Regions from separate parts of the Mus musculus genome. Here region 2 is linked to region 1. Evidence: chromatin loops called from intact Hi-C (ENCODE). Cell type or tissue: heart. All regions are shown on one strand.

Region 1 (8,000 bases):
GGAGAAAAATGGTTAGAGAGAAGATAGGCTAACTTAAATTTTGTCTTATCAGACAATAGCCCTGAAGACCCTAAAAATCTTCCAGACCCAAGGAACATGGGCTCACCTCTTTATCCTAAGACTCTTTACTACTTCTGGGGAAATTAGTTCACGCTACCTCTGCACATTTGTGCATCTAAGAGGTCAATGTTGGATGTCATGTTCAAATGTTTGCTGTCATATTTGGTGAGATACGCCTTCTCAATAAAACTGGAACTCAGCAGTTTAACCAGACTGGCTAGCCAGTGACGTCCAGGGATCTTCCTGTCTCTGCTCCCCACCCTCAATCCCACTGCTGAGGTTACAGACATGGTCCACAGGGCCCATGCTTTATATGGATGCTGGAAATCTGAACTCAGGTCCTCATCCATGAAAAGCAAGCACTTTGCCCACTGAGCCATCTCCCTACTCCCAAACACAGCTCTCTGAATCGTACTTTTCTTGTATGATTTCATTCCCACAGCTACACCCTCAGGATTACATGGCCCTGAATCATAGGAAAAAAAGAAGTTTATGATCCATTTCCTTCTGAAGACTCCAATGTAATGCACATCTCCCATCTAATCTTATCTGCCCATGATGAGATATAGGCCTGAGTACTACTTACACCAGGTTCTCAATCTCACTGACTACTCATGCCCATCACTAACACATAGAAGGATGATAGGCAACATCTAATTCTGGCCCTGGCATGTAGAGCTGCATGCTTTACTACCATAGAACTGCCCAGTAGTCCTGCCCATCCCTCATTCCATATACAACCAAACAAGGATTTGCAACTTTCATTACTATGTCAAGACCTTGAGATCATCAATTTGCACTTCCACCTTTTTGTTCCACACACCTCTCTATACATACAACCATAGCTACACACTGGAAGCAGCCCCTTGGCCTACCCATTGGTTACTCAACACATAGGATCCACAGAGTCCTTGAGGAATTCCCCAACCTCTCACAGACCCCACTACAAAGCAGCCCCAACCCTGTAATGATGGTATCCTACCTGATGCTATTCTTTGGTTCAACCTCACCCACTGTGGTGTTTTGAATAGATTTGGCCCCTGTAGACTCATGAATTTGAATACTTGGCCTAGAGGGAGTGGCACTATTAGGAGGTGTGGCCTTGTTGGAGGAGGTGTAACCTTGTTAGAGGAAGTATATCATCATGGAGGTGGGCTTTGAGGTCTCAGTTGCTCAAGCTATGTCCAGTGACACAGTCTCCTTTTGCTGCCTGCAGACCAAGATGTAGACCTCTTCGCTCCTCCAACACCATGTCTACATGCACACTGCCATGCTTCCTGTCAGGACAATAATGAACTAATGTTGAGGTTTGGTCATTTACTATGTATTGTAATGCTAGACACTGACCCCCAAAGCCTGGTTGCCCACAGAGATTCCACACATGTGTACAGCATGACCTTGGTCCTTGATTAAATAAAGATACTGACAGCCAACTGGGCAGAAGAGACACAGGTCAGGTTTGAGGTTCTCAAGGTTGAGGTCTGAGCAAAAGCACAAACAGATAGAAGGTGAAGAGAAGAGGAAGCCACCATGGGTTAGGTAAATCATGATATAGCCATGAGGGCTAGCAAATTGGAGTTAAGAGCTGCCCAGATGGAACATGGCAAATTATGCCTTGGGGTTATTGGTGGAGAAATAGATTCTAATAGCATAGAGGGTAGATATCTGCCCAGCTCTAGTGTTGATGAAGGCTTATTATAATAATAAAAGTTGTGTATCATTTATCCAGGAACCAAATGATCAAAGGGAGGGCAAAACCACTGACTGAGATTACATATTTCTGTTAACAGACTAACCTCTAAAACTATAAGCCAACCTCAATTAAATGTTTCCTTTCTAAGAATTGCCAGAGTCATGGTGTCTTTTCACTGCGATAAAGCCCTAAGACACCCACCAACAATTACCAGTGGAAGCCGGGTATTATAACTCATGCCTATAATTCCAGTACTTAGGAGACTGTCACAAGTTCAAAGCTAGCTTGAGCTACATTGTGATGCACTAGACCCCTTTCAGCCCAGTATAAAGAGCAGAGATAGTCGAAGTGATCAGACCAGATGTGATGCCTAGCAAAGACACTAAAACCTGTCACACTATCTCCAAGTTTATACCATGTGCTCTAGGGTTCCAGTTTCCTAGAGTCATCAATCCATGCTGGGGTGGGTTTTGTTGACACGGCTATCTAATGTTCCCTCACTCATACTCCTGTAAGTAACCCCAGTAAAGCTCACTGGCTTACCAAGTTGTACTTTGGTCTGTCCTCTCTTCCCTATCTGGGACTCCTAGATGCTTGTTCATGTCTCCACAGAATTACTGTCTACACAACACCATTTCCCTTCTTCCACAGTCGGTTTCCCGTGCAGCAGCCGGCAACAAGGAGCCTGAGGAGAATAAGTTGGCTTGCCAGCCTTCTCCACACCCAAATTTCCCATTGTCATTTCTACATATAAAGTACACATTCTGCTTTTCAGAGAATTATTCTGGGTCTGACACCTTCACCTCACTGATCCTTATTCTAAGGAGAAAGATCTTTCTGCACATGCCTAAGTAATTCAGTCTCCCCTTCAGGCACAGGCACATACTGGCACACACCGTGGGAGAAGCAACCTTCTACACTTCTGTTCACACTTGCCAAGAATTTCATACAACTCACAGCCTACACATCTCTGGGTTATGTACCTAACCTGTTCAAGACTGCAAGGCACCAGGCTACTAGGGCACACTGAGATAATAGACCAAGGACACCACTAACCTAAAACCTGTTGGTAGCATGAGGGTAATGGCAGGATCCACTTACCAGGCCAAGCTCCATAACTGGTTCTGAAGTCAGGGGAACCTGAAAAAAGGAGGAGGCTCTTAGAATCTAGCAGCCATAGGCGGTCTTCACAGGCTTCAGTCACACAGTGACCCTGATCACCGTGGGGTCAGAAGGCCTGGGATTACTACAAATCTGTCTATGCAGTGGTCCACAATTCTGAATCTCACCTGAGAGCTGTCACACCGGTGGCACAACTCTCTCCTGCCCCTCATATCTCCTCCTGTTTGTCCTTGCTCTGAGTAACTTCAGGAAAATTTAGAATCCTATTCCCGAATAGGATCTCTGTTCACAATTCTCACTGGCTCCCGGTGTCTGAAGAATTAAACTCAAATTCCTCAGGTGCAAATCGACCTCACAACTGCTTCTACAAACACTTGGCTACTAGGACTCAAAATCTTCCCTGCCTAGCAGCCCTTTCAGGAGGCATCCCTCTGCAACACTCACAAACCCCTGCACACAGCTGTTCTGCTGCCAGGAGCACCAACTAGGAACTTCAGGGTCATGATGGGGCCTCTTCCGGGGCTCTAGCGCTCGGGTGACAGCGCAAGACGCAGCACTTACCTGGGCTATGTTCCTGTGCATGGCCACAGCCATTGGATTCTGTAGAGGAAGCAAGGACCAGGTCGCCGAGGTCTCTTCCCTAGGCCTGGCTCGGGGCATGTGGGCGGAGTCGCTGGGCCTCAGCAGGGCCTCTGTAACACAGAGCAGCTCTTTGCGCTCTGCCATAAGAACTGCCCACCTCGCCGAGCTTCCAGTTAGGTAAACAAACCTCAGAAACGCCTAAACGACCACCAAAAAGACCACGCTGGAAATCTAGCTCCAGACACGAACCGCGCACTAGTCCACAAACACACACCCCAAAAAATAATAATACAAATAAATGCCGAATTTCCACGGGCTCAACTCCACCCCCATCGTCTCGCGTATTGCATCCCGGGAAATGTAGTTTCCGTCGCTCCCCAGGCAGGTACCCTGCCCCCAAGCCTGACCCCTATGAACTTAGTTTAAAAGAAAACAGGCATGCTTATATGAGTTTGTGACTACAGCTTTCTGGCGAGGAAAGATACTTAAATAAAACTGTTTCAGTATTCCTGGGATCTGTTGTATGGCTGATAGCCACTGTGATGATGTCTTATTTCAGACACCATGAAGTTCTTTGTGCATCAAGAGGCTATAAAGAAACAAATTCAAATGAACATATTCCGTATAGTAGTTTAGGCACTATATGTGTGCTTGTGTATCTGTATATTTATGTATACACTCAGGGACTCCATGATGCAGTTCTCAAGAGGTCATCCCATCCATGATGGATGAGACTTTATGGTATTTCAGATATTCGTGTCACCCATGTGCCTTTAAGAACCCCTCACCAGTGCTCACACACAAATGCTCTCTCTCTCTCTCTCTCTCTCTCTCTCTCTCTCTCTCTGTGTGTGTGTGTGTGTGTGTGTGTGTGTGTGTACATCATACATACATACCTATACCCATGCCTGTACCCGTACTTGTACACATACACATATGTGTGCAAAAACTGTTGGCTTGGCTATAATATGCATTTTTATTGCTGTTCAAACGCTTTCATTCAAAATCATTGATAACTAAATTTTTAACTCCCTGTATACTCAGTTAATGACAAGACAAAAACAATGTTAATTGGGTACATTGTATGGAAGATAAGGAACAATGTTTTGACTACCGTAGATCAGAAGCTAAAGGGACATCTTTGCCTCTTGTTCCCACAGACAGCTGCTTTCCTACCTATTTTCTAGTGATTGTGCCTAATGCGCAGATCCAATTTTATATTTTTCATTTAGTATGTCTTGTTCAACTTCCAAAGAAGCAGTTGCCTTAAGAATTTATAAATTCACTATGTCTTCCAGTTGCCCCAAATATATATTTGTCAAGAAACTGCTGAATGAAATTTTTTAAAAATTTAAAAATGCCTTGCTCCTAGATATGGTGGAGGAGGTTTGTTGTACACATGAGGAGAGCATTGCCAGACAGAGTCCAGAGTGAACATGACCCTGAGATAGGCAGTGCTAGGAGAGAGGGTAGGGGAGAGGAGAGATAGGAGAGACAAGAGTAGAAAAACAGATCAAGTAACCAAAATGGCTGGATTATATAGTGAAGGGCAGCTGGAGGGAGGGCAGCCCACTTCCTGAACTGGAAAGTCATACCCTGCAACAGGTAGGGACTAAAGGAGAACCGGGTAGCCAACTCCACTTTGATTATGTTAAATAGGTACCTCAGTTAGCTCTTTGTTCCAGGTTTGAGGCCCAACATCTGGAATTTAAGCTAGATAGATGGGTCATCAGTTAAGAGTACTGGCTGCTCGTGCAGAATAACCAGGTTCAATTCCAAGTAGCTATATGGTGGCTCACAACTTTCTGTAACTTCACGTCCAGAGGATCTGATCCCCTCTTCTGACCTCTGCAGGAACCAGTCCTACAAACAATCCACGGATACACATATAGGCAAAATACCCATACCCGTTAGATTAAGTTTTAAAAAATGGAATTCATCACCAGATGTGGCCTAGTTTATATCCCTGATGAAATGACTCATTAGTCCATACATATACAATTTAATTCCTGGTTTTCAAAAGATACAATGTAATAATTATTTAAAATATTTGTCTTTGGGTCTGAAAAGATAACCCAGTGGTTAAGGGCATTTGTTGTTCTTGTAGAGGGCAGGATTCATTTTTCAGCACCCGATCTTTAGCTGATGTTCCAGGGAACTTAACAATTTCTGGTCTTCACAGGCACCTGAAAATACATGGTACACATACATACATGCAGGCAAACACCCTCTCACAAAGCTTAGGAAGAAAACTTTTAAGACACCTGAGACTTTAGTCCTCTGAGAGTTTGGTTCAACATTTTAGAACCCAAACTTCCAGGACATCTTGAGTCCAACAGAAGTATCTATAAGACCTAAAGCCTATTTGTTTACACAGACAGCTGTGTTCATTTAAAGAACTATGTCTCAACAGTCATCTGAAGGATGGACTCAGAGATAACAAAACAGACATTCCACCTCTTCCACCACTGACAAAGGCCTTTTGCTAAGTTTCACTCACATTTCCAGTCCCCTCAACTGAGATCTGAGATCGTATCATCCTTTCCAGAATATGATTCAACACTGAGGGACACCCAAGGTGTTAACCTGAAACACACACACACACACACACACACACACACACACACACACACACACACACACACATACATATACATATACACACACACAAACACACAAAGATACAGACAGACAGACATAGACATACAGACACACAGAAACGCACAGACACATGTCACATCCATGGTCAAGAGCAGATATAGAATGAATGCATACATGCTCCAAAAATATATTATTTGTTCAGATTTTTTTATTTTCTGCATTTCTTATTAGATATTTTCTTCACTTACATTTAAAATGCTATCCCAGAAGCCCTCTATATCCTCCCCCTGCACTGCTCCACCCACTCCTGCTTCCTGGCCCTGGCGTTCCTCTGTACTAGGGCATATGATCTTCACAAGACAAAGGGCCTCTCCTCCCATTGATGGCCCACTAGGCCATCCTTTACTACAAATGCAACTAGAGACACAGGTCTGAGGGGTACTGGTTAGTTCATATTGTTGTTCTTCCTATAGGGTTGCAGACCCCTTTAGCTCCTTGGGTACTTTCTCTAGCTCCTTCATTAGGGGCCCTCTGTTCCATCCAATAGATGACTGTGAGCATCCACTTCTGTATTTGCCAGGCACTGGCATAGCCTCAAAAGAGATAGCTATATCAGGGTTCTGTCAGCCAAATCTTAATGGCATATCCAATATTATCTGGGTTTGAGGATTGTTTATAGGATGGATCCCTGGGTGGGGAAGTCTCTGGATGGTCATTCTTTCTGTCTCAGCTCTGAACTTTGTGTCTGTAACTCCTTCCATGGATATTTTGATCCCCATTCTAAGAAGGATCGAAGTATCAACACTTTGGTCTTCATTCTTCTTGAGTTTCATGTTTGCAAATTGTAGGTATTCTAAGTTTCTGGGCTAATATCCACTTATCAGTGAGTGCATATCATGTGTGTTCTTTTGTAATTGAGTTACCTTAGTCAGGATGATATCCTCCAGATCCATCTATTTGTCTAAGAATTTCATAAATTCATTGTTTTAAATTGCTAAGTAGTACTCCACTGTGTAAATGTACCACATTTTCTGAATCCATTCCTCTGTTGAGGGACATCTGGGCTCTTTCCAGTTTCTGGCTATTACAAATAAGGTTGCTATGAACATAGTGGAGCATGGGTTCTTATTACATGTTGGAACATCATATGGGTATGTGCTCAGGAGAGGTATTGCTGCATCTTCCAGTAGTACTATGTCCAATTTTCTGAGGAAATGCCAGACTGATTTCCAGAGTGGTTGTACCAGATTCTCAGCCATTCGGTATTCTTCAGTTGAGAATTCTTTGCTTAGCTCTGTACCCCATTTTTTAATAGAGTTATTAGGTTCTCTGGCATCTAACTTCTTGATTTCTTTGTATATATATTGGAAATTAGCCCTTTATCAGATTTAGGGTTAGTAAAGATCTTTTCCCAATCTGTGATATTTTTGTCTTATTGACAGTGTCCTGTGCCTTACAGGATCTTTGCAATTTTACAAGGTCCCATTTCTTGATTCTTAATCTTCCAGCACAAGCCATTGGTGTTCTGTTCAGGAGTTTTGTCCCTGTGCCCATATCTTCAAGGCTTTCCCCCACTTTCTCCTCTATAAGTTTCATTGTCTCTGGTTTTATGTGGAGTTCCTGATCCACTTAGACTTGAGCTTTGAACAAGGAGATAAGAACAGTTTGATCTGCCTTCTTCTACATGCCAAAACCATTTTCTGAAAATGATGTATTCTTTCCACTATCGAGTTTTAGCTCCCTTGTTAAAGATCAAGTGACCATAGGGGTGTGGGCTCACTTCTCAGCATCTAAAGAGGTGATCATGTGGTTTTTGTCTTTGAGTTTGTTTATATTGTGGATTACGGATTTCCGTATATTAAACCATCCCTGCATCCCTGGGATGAAGCCTACTTGATCATGACAGATAATGGTTTTAATGTGTTCTTGGATTTGGTTTGTG
Region 2 (8,000 bases), 360 kb after region 1:
AGATCTGTCTTACTTTGGGTTTCCTTCACTACCTCAAGTTTAAAAATGCATTCCCTCATTCATGCTCCTAGAACAAAGGCAATATAAAGCCTCAGATAACATTTTAAGCCCTTGAGGTTGTCTTGATGGAGACTACTCACCTTTGTCCTATAGCAAGGCAGCCAGAGTCCTAACATGTTTCTATGCTACTGCCTTTCCGCCAGCCTCCACTCTAGGCTCTTTTCTTTACCCACATTCTACCTCTGATTCTCCTGGAGCATCTTTTGATATGCAGTGTAATGTCACCCTCAGTGAGACAACACAGCCACCAGAACTCTGGATACAGAACTCTATGTAACAAATGAATAGTTATGTGGGCACAAAGTTAACTGTAAACTTGCTAAGATGTCCACACACACAGGTTTATCAAACCAGGCCTTCTTGGGGGCTCATGTCATCTTCGCAGTCTCACAAGCCTCTACATGTACAAAGAATAAACCCAAGGTGTAGGTCGGGAGAACATTCACAGTGCGTGCTGGGCTCAGGTTCTACCTACAAACTGACATAGCTGCTCCATCCTTCTTGCTCCAAATTCCTCATGAAGTTCTCCCTGCCTAGAGTCCCTAACTGCTCCTCCCCACATCCACTTCACCACTGGGGTCATCACATCACCATCACCTCTGCTTCTTTTCAGGTGGCACAGCAGCCCTCAGTCAACTGTTTGGGATCCATCTCCTCCTCTACCTGCCCTGCTCTGCTCTGAACACAGAAGAGGTATGGGGCCCAAGGACTAAGTAGAAGCACACATAAGCCAATAGCCTAATCAGTGGAGGACCCTGTCAGCCCCTAGGAATAGGAAAGAACCATGTGCCCCCATTTCCTTTACCTAAAAAGAAAACTCCTATGGCAAGAGGAGGCAACCTGAACAGCCAGACCCCCCCCCCTTCAAAATAAACCTCTGGGTGTCAGGACCAGGGGAATAAGACCACCTTGAGAATCTCAAATGAGCTCTACTCCTAAGCATGCTTTACTTGTTCTACCTGGCCCTAGACCTGGTTACACTGCTACAGGGACTTACTAGGCAGAAAGAAGACCTAGGGAGACCAAATAGCCTGAATGAAGTCACACTCCCAGTACAAATAAGACAGAGATTGTGGCACACCACGATGCAGAATGACCCCACCATTTCATGGCTGCCCAAAACTTCCCTTGGATGGGTTTTCCTGGACTCCAGCCTGCAGATTTCAGGAGACAAAGAAGTATGGGTCAAGCAAGTATTAAGGGCTACATTCTAGGCCTGAATACTGAAACTGAGAGAAGTGGATGGGTGGACAGCTGAGCTAGGAGAATCCAAAAAAAAATCCTCATTGCAGCTCTTGCCTTAGCAGAAAACAAGTCCACCTTCTCAGGCCCTGTAAACCTTTTCTAACCACTAGGATCTGATGATGATGAACACTAATCTCACTGGGACGTCAGAAATTAATCACTCAGTCTCCCCTGTACTCACAGATATTAACATAAATTACAAAAAAATACAAATGACCTTTAAAAGAATGCAAAAGCACACACAATGGATCATTATTAAAAGAGTTGCTTTCTGTAATCTCTGCCAAGAATATGCCCTATATTCTCATATGACGCGACACAGAGTCGAAGTCGAACAGATGTCCTAAACAAACTGACCAGGGTTGCCAAAAACAAACAAACAAACAGACAAACTCAAATTCACAGACCCAAACATCAAGATAAACAAAGGCTCACTTCGATATTGGGCCTTATTCTGGCTCCAGAGCAGGAGAGAAAACCTCCACAGGATACTGCCAGAATGTGGAAGGAAGATCTTGTAACATTCACTGTGGACTCTGAGAGGCTGGCTGAGATACAAAGCAACATAAGGGAGGGGAGGGCTGAGCATGGAAGCAGTGGAGGAGGAAAAAAGAAAAGGCAAGGAAATGGGACAACACTAACCAACTCTGCACAAACAGTAGGAAGGACTTCTACGACCTTGGAAAGCCAGCCCGCAGTGGTCCACAACACCTCTTACCTGCCCCTCATAGAGTAGTACTGGGAAAACTAATGTCCTTTGCTCCTCTCCAAGCCCTCTCGGTCAGGACAGCACCTAAAACACCATTTTCACGCCTCTTCCGTGAAAGGGGTCCCTACACAGAAGCCCAAAAGTGTTCTCTACCCCCATAACAGAATGGACCCCTGCATTCTAAAGCCCCGTGTTACCCCTCAGTCCAGTGGAATCTCTCCTAGAAACCTCCCCCACTTTCCTACTCTCCCACCCCCATGGATCTACGGATACCCTCAACCCTGCCTCTCCAGGACACAAAGACAGGGGTCCCCAAACCCTCCTTGGCCTTTATACGCTCATCTTTCCCCTCTGTGGACTTCCCATCCCTACCAAACCCTGCACCCACCTTCACCTAATGCCCTCCTCTCTTCCTCAGCAGCATTCTCCCACCCTGAAGGGTCCGGTGGACTCTACCCCAAACTGCATCTAAGAAGCAGTAGCACTGGGCCTTCACCCAGTCAGGATCTCTTAACCTCGCCCCCTGTCCGTTGCACACCTGGAAACCACAACCCAAGACCCTCGCACATCCCACCTGTCCTCCAGATACCTCTTTCCGACACAATACTAACGTACTGCGTTACCGAGCCACAATCCCGGGAACACGTGGTACTTCCCACTCCACACGTTAGAGCCACACCCCCAATCCTGCCTCATCCCACGCCTCACTCACACGGTGCCCGCTCTACACGCTGGCATTGCTACAGTCGCCTACAGCGCTCTTGGGCCACACCCCCACCCAAAAGCCTGCTCAGTCCTGCTCTCTCAGCCTCAAATTCAAACGCAGCCAAGGCCACATCCCAAGGCCACATCCCCACGCAAGAGCTTTTAGCTCCCCTCCGCGGCATAGCACCTGCGGCGACACTGCCACGGTGGGACACCCCCCCTCCCCAGGGTCTCTGCTCCTGGCTCAACCCACACTAGGCAGGTCCATCCCTCCGCCCGACCCTGTACACCAGCCAAACACCTACGGCCCCGCGTAGAAGGCTGCCAGGCGGCCCGACCCACCTGCTGCGCAGCGATGCCCCTCTCACTTGCGCAGTCTCGAACACCGAGCGCCGATGGCGGCCCGCTGCAATACGCGTGCGCGGCCTGCAGCGCCGTAAACTGCGACCCCCAGCGTGCCGCGGGGCCGTTCGCCAGACCTGGGCGGGGCGAAGCTGCTGTGACCGCACCGCCAGTCAATCAGAAAAGGCTGTCTCCGCTTCGCCTCCACGTGCGCCCGCGTCACTTCCGATGCCATGGCAACGGAGTAAACAATCGTACATTCCCACCCCCCCCACCCCCACCCACCCCCAAAAAGGAACCTAGGACCACCAGAACCTGAGAGGCGGAGACAAAGACTGAAATACACAGGCTTAAGAAACAAAAACTCTCAGGCACCTTGAGACCCAAAGACAGTAAAGATCTAGTCTACAAGTCCAGAGATGAGACAGAGAAACTGAGGAGATGGAGACTTAAAATGGGGATCCTGCACAAATGAAGACTCAAGACCATGAACAGTCAAGAAACAAGTGCGCAGACCTACTGTGGGCAGACAGAGCTAAAAACCCCACAACCCTGAGGCAAGGCTTCAGAGAGGGAGAGACTGGGAGGAAGGCACTGAACAGACTGGCTGAAAACAGTTAAGGTTTCAGAGAGTAAACTGAATTCAAACACCTCACCAGATTTTTGGTAGATTTGATTGAGCAACAAGACAAAAAGGAAGAAGAGGAGGCTGCTCCTGCAGAGATGGGAAGGAAGCTGCTTTCCACAGCAGAGCTTCTGAAAGCCAGTTTGTTCGTCTGACATGGTTTTTAAAATGTGTAGCTGAACTGCTTACCACCGAAAACGTTTTTATTCCTTATTTACACACACAAAAAACACTTTATTCTGTTCTGATAATTTTAACTAATACCACGATCAAGATGGTTTCACTACTCCTTTTTAACAATCACATCACCACCACCTCTGACCTCTGTTGTGTGGGCCCCCAGTGCAGATTCGTTCCTATGGATTTCATATAAATATAATCTTATAGTACAGTGCCTTTTGAGATGTCTTTCGCTGTATGTAATTCCTTTGGAATCCATTAGTATGTGTGAGTTTGTTCCTTGTTACTGCTTAAAGTTTAGTAATATACAAGTTTAAACATTCACCAGTTAGGCTGTAGGCTTGCTTCCAATTTTTTGATATTTAATAAATGCTATGAAAATTCATGTTCACGTTTTTGTGTGAACATTACTCACGACACAGTTGCTATGTCATATAGTAAGCATGAGCTTAATGTGAAAAACTAAACCAATGGAAAACTGCCATGCCCTTTTCTAGAGCTGTGCCGTTTTACACTTAACCACCAGTGTATGTATGAGTCCATTTTTCCACAGTCTTGCCAGTTTGGGTGGTTATCAGTCTTTTGGCTGTCCTGAGTATACTTATCATATTGTAGTTTAGTTCCATTTCCCTAATGGCCAATAATGTTGAACGTATTTTCATGGTTATTTGCCATCTATGTATCCTCTTAAGGATCTATTGATTTGTTTCACCCATTTTCAATTTTTTGTTGTTGTTTGTTTGTTTGTTTGTTTGTTTGAGCCAGGGTTTCTCTGTGTAGCCCTCGCTGTCCTGAAACTCACTCTGTAGACCAGGCTGGCCTCAGACTCACAGAGATCTGCCTACCTCTGTGTCTTAGTCAGGGTTTCTATTCCTGCACAAACAGCATGACCAAGAAGCAAGTTGGGGAGGAAAGAGTTTATTCGGCTTACACTTCCATGCTGCTGTTCATCACCAAAGGAAGTCAGGACTGGAACTCAAACAGGTCAGGGAGCAGGAGCTGATGCAGAGGCTATGGAGGGATGTTACTTACTGGCTTGCTCAGCCTGCTCTCTTATCCAACCAAGACTACCAGCCCAGAGATGGTCCCACCCACAAGGGGCCTTTCCCACTTGATCACTAATTGAGAAAATGCCTTACAGCTGGATCTCATGGAGGCATTTCCTCAACTGAAGCTCCTTTCTCTGTGGTAACTCCAGCTGTGTCAAGTTGACACAAAACTAGCCAGTACACTCTGCTTTCTAATTGCTGAGATTAAAGGCATGTGACACTACCACCTAGCCTACTTTCTAGTTTTTAAATGAACATTGTGTTCCAAAAGATCTTTATTTTTACCCAGATAGAGTCTGCAAATCCTTTCTCCCAGTATATTGCTTTATATGTCCCTACCATAACCTTTAACCAAAGGATTTTAAATTAGATGTGCAATTCATGAGCTATATCCATGTGCCTAGTTGTCAAGTTTAACAACCCATGCTGAGTCCTAAGCCCTGAATGTTTTCTCCTATATTTTTTCTGAATGTTTTATAGTTTTTACCTGTTATATTTAAGCCCATCATAAATTTTTTAGTTAATTTTGTATATTAGAAAGTTTATGTTGAAGTCCATCCCCATCCCTCAACCACAGGTTTGGGGTAACTTTTCTTCTGACAGCTCACCTTCCCAACACCAAACAATTCTCCAAAGCTAACTACGTATCCACAATCCAATCCAGTTCTAACACGACTCAGAAGTACCACTGAACAGGCCAAGGACTTGGTCTCATTTTAAACACCAACTGCAGGACAACCACACAGTGTCAGGCTGATTATGCCCGCCACTTCCATCACACAATTTGCTAGAACAATTCACAGAACATAGGAACACACTTTGCTTCTGTTTACCAGTTTACTATGAAGGATTTTTAAAAAATCAGAAACAGACCAATTAAAGTGTATCGTGGGTAAGGTTTGAGGGGGAGGGTAGGTAAGTAAGATGGTGGTTAAGAGCAGGAGAATTGAAGATGAGGGACCGACCACTCTATCAGCACAAACACACTTGCCAACCCAACAAGGTTTTTGGGTTTGTTTTGTTTTGTTTTGTTTAAGCTGAAGGTGCTTTGAGTTTTCATCTGTTAATTCTCTGGTGACAAAGCCTTTACTGATGCAATCTAGGGACCCAATCCTGAGTCATTTGTCAATATAAAGTGTGGTTGAAAGGGGTTCCTGATGAATAAATGACACTCTTACCAAGAAACTGCAAGAGTTAGTGCTGTGCCAACAACCAGGAACAAAACTAAATGTGTTTTATACTACAGATGGAAACTGCTCTAGCACCATTTGTTGAGAAGGTTAACCTATCTCTATTGAATAGGTTTTTTGCATTTTTAAGAGAAAAACTCTGTTGGAAGTATCTCTGTGGGTCTATTCCTGCCTCTGTTCTGTTCCATTACCAAACTTTTCTGATCATTACAGCTACAGAATAAGAACCCTGGGGAGCATTAATTCTCTCACTTTTTTTTTTTTCAAAATAGTTTTTGATGACAATTACTATAGGCTCCGCCCCACAGTTACCTGGCAACAGCCAGGTGTGCCTGACTCACTATAAAAGGGGTTGCTTGCCCCCTCCTCCATTTCTCCCTTCCCCTCCCCCCCTCTCTTTCTTGTTCTTGCTCACCTGCCCTTGCTCCTTTATCCAGTTCCCCCTTTGTCCTCATTTCCCCTCCCCCTCCCTCCTTCTTTTCTCCCCTTCCCTCCCCTCCCTCCCCGCACTCCTTCCCCCTCCCTGCCTCTCTCAACTCCCCTCCCCATGCCCTGAATAAATTCTATTCTATACTATACCCTCAGGGGGAAGAGACGCTCACAGAGACACCCCTTTCACCCACACCTTACTGCACCTCCACCAAACATATTCCTTCTCTATTTTTATAAAACACAACAGTTTTAGTGAAACCTTATGCTTTATCACAAAAGCTTTAGAATAAATTTGTCTACATGCACAAGAGAAAAGAAAAAAAAAAAAGTTGATGGGACCAGACATAACACATGCCTATTACCCCAGGACTTGGGAACTGGAGCTGCATTTTGAGTTCAGAGCGAGCAAGGGTCACAAATTGAAACTGCTCCAGACACCCTCACACCAACCAGCCAAGCAAACAACAAAACCAAACCACCTTTCTGAACATTTAAAGAGAGCTGCACTATAATTTCTGCCTAGTTAGGTGATTTGGAGTTTCTAGTGTGACACTCAGTAATGGAGGGAACAGGAGACATCCTTGCACTGTCAGACAGTAGACAGAAACAAATCTTCAACATCAATTGTGCTAACTATATATGTCCTTTCTAAGTAAAGAGAGTTCCCCTTTACTCCTGATTTCATAGAGAGCTTTGTTAAATGCTTTCTGTGTGAAACAATAAAATCTGTGAATGGATGGATTGTGATAGCTTTTTAATCCTGAGCCAGTCTTGCACTGTTAGGATGAACTCCTCTGTAGTCTACATTGTTCTCATCTGCTGCAAGCTTCTATTTAGTGATATTTTTAAGAAGGTCAGAAGTAACTTTGTGGGTCTATTCCTGCCTCCATTCTGTTCCATTGTGCTTATTCTTTACCACACAAGCTTTAGAATAAGTTTGTCTAACTTCAGAGAGAGAGAGAGAGAGAGAGAGAGAGAGAGAGAGGGAGAGGGAGAGGGAGAGGGAGAGGGAGAGAGAGAGAGAGAGTGCTTGATGTGTGTATAATCATAAGGCATATTAGTTTGCAGTTCTCTTGTACTAACTTTGTATTAGTGCCCAGGTAGTTGTGGCTTCACAGTGCATTGAGAGGGGTTTACTCTATGGGTGGGGTTAATACCTTTATAAAAACAGATTGAGGGAGCTTACTGGCTCCTTCCACACTGGTATGAGGACACAGCAAGAAGGCATTGATTTTAAGGAACAGGCTGTCAAAGTATTATGGCTGAACCTACCGATGCCTTCTTCTTGGACTTCCAAGCCTCCAGAATTGTAACTTATATTGTTTATAAATTACTCAGATTACAGCCGTTTTATTAAAGCAGCCTGCAGATTAAGACTAGACCTTATGCTCAATGTCTGCTTGATCTCTACTGGTACCGCTTTCATTCCTGATGCTGGTAATTTGTATTTTGGTCCCATTATA

The links. Peaks named below come from ENCODE experiments on the same cell type or tissue, not always from the same donor. Only the 100,000 strongest peaks of a DNase experiment are listed, where the experiment ranks them.
Region 2: a loop joins it to region 1, with 2.1 times the contacts of the local background. A loop is called at or near these places in 4 of 42 quality-filtered maps.

Annotation. Positions count from the first base shown.
Region 1 is chr7:12,418,954-12,426,953 of GRCm38, forward strand. It overlaps Zfp551 (zinc fingr protein 551), which reads right to left and starts at 3,538. Exons shown (of 4, transcript NM_001033820.3): 1 at 3,437-3,538; 2 at 2,855-2,893. The coding sequence starts at 3,535. In heart, no CTCF peak of the experiment used is centred here; a DNase peak (open chromatin) is centred at 3,548; H3K4me3 peaks cover 1,370 bases; H3K27ac peaks cover 1,048 bases.
Region 2 is chr7:12,777,511-12,785,510 of GRCm38, forward strand. Zscan18 (zinc finger and SCAN domain containing 18) reads right to left here and starts at 3,162. Exons shown (of 7, transcript NM_001017955.3): 1 at 3,062-3,162. In heart, no CTCF peak of the experiment used is centred here; a DNase peak (open chromatin) is centred at 3,211; H3K4me3 peaks cover 1,745 bases; H3K27ac peaks cover 1,307 bases.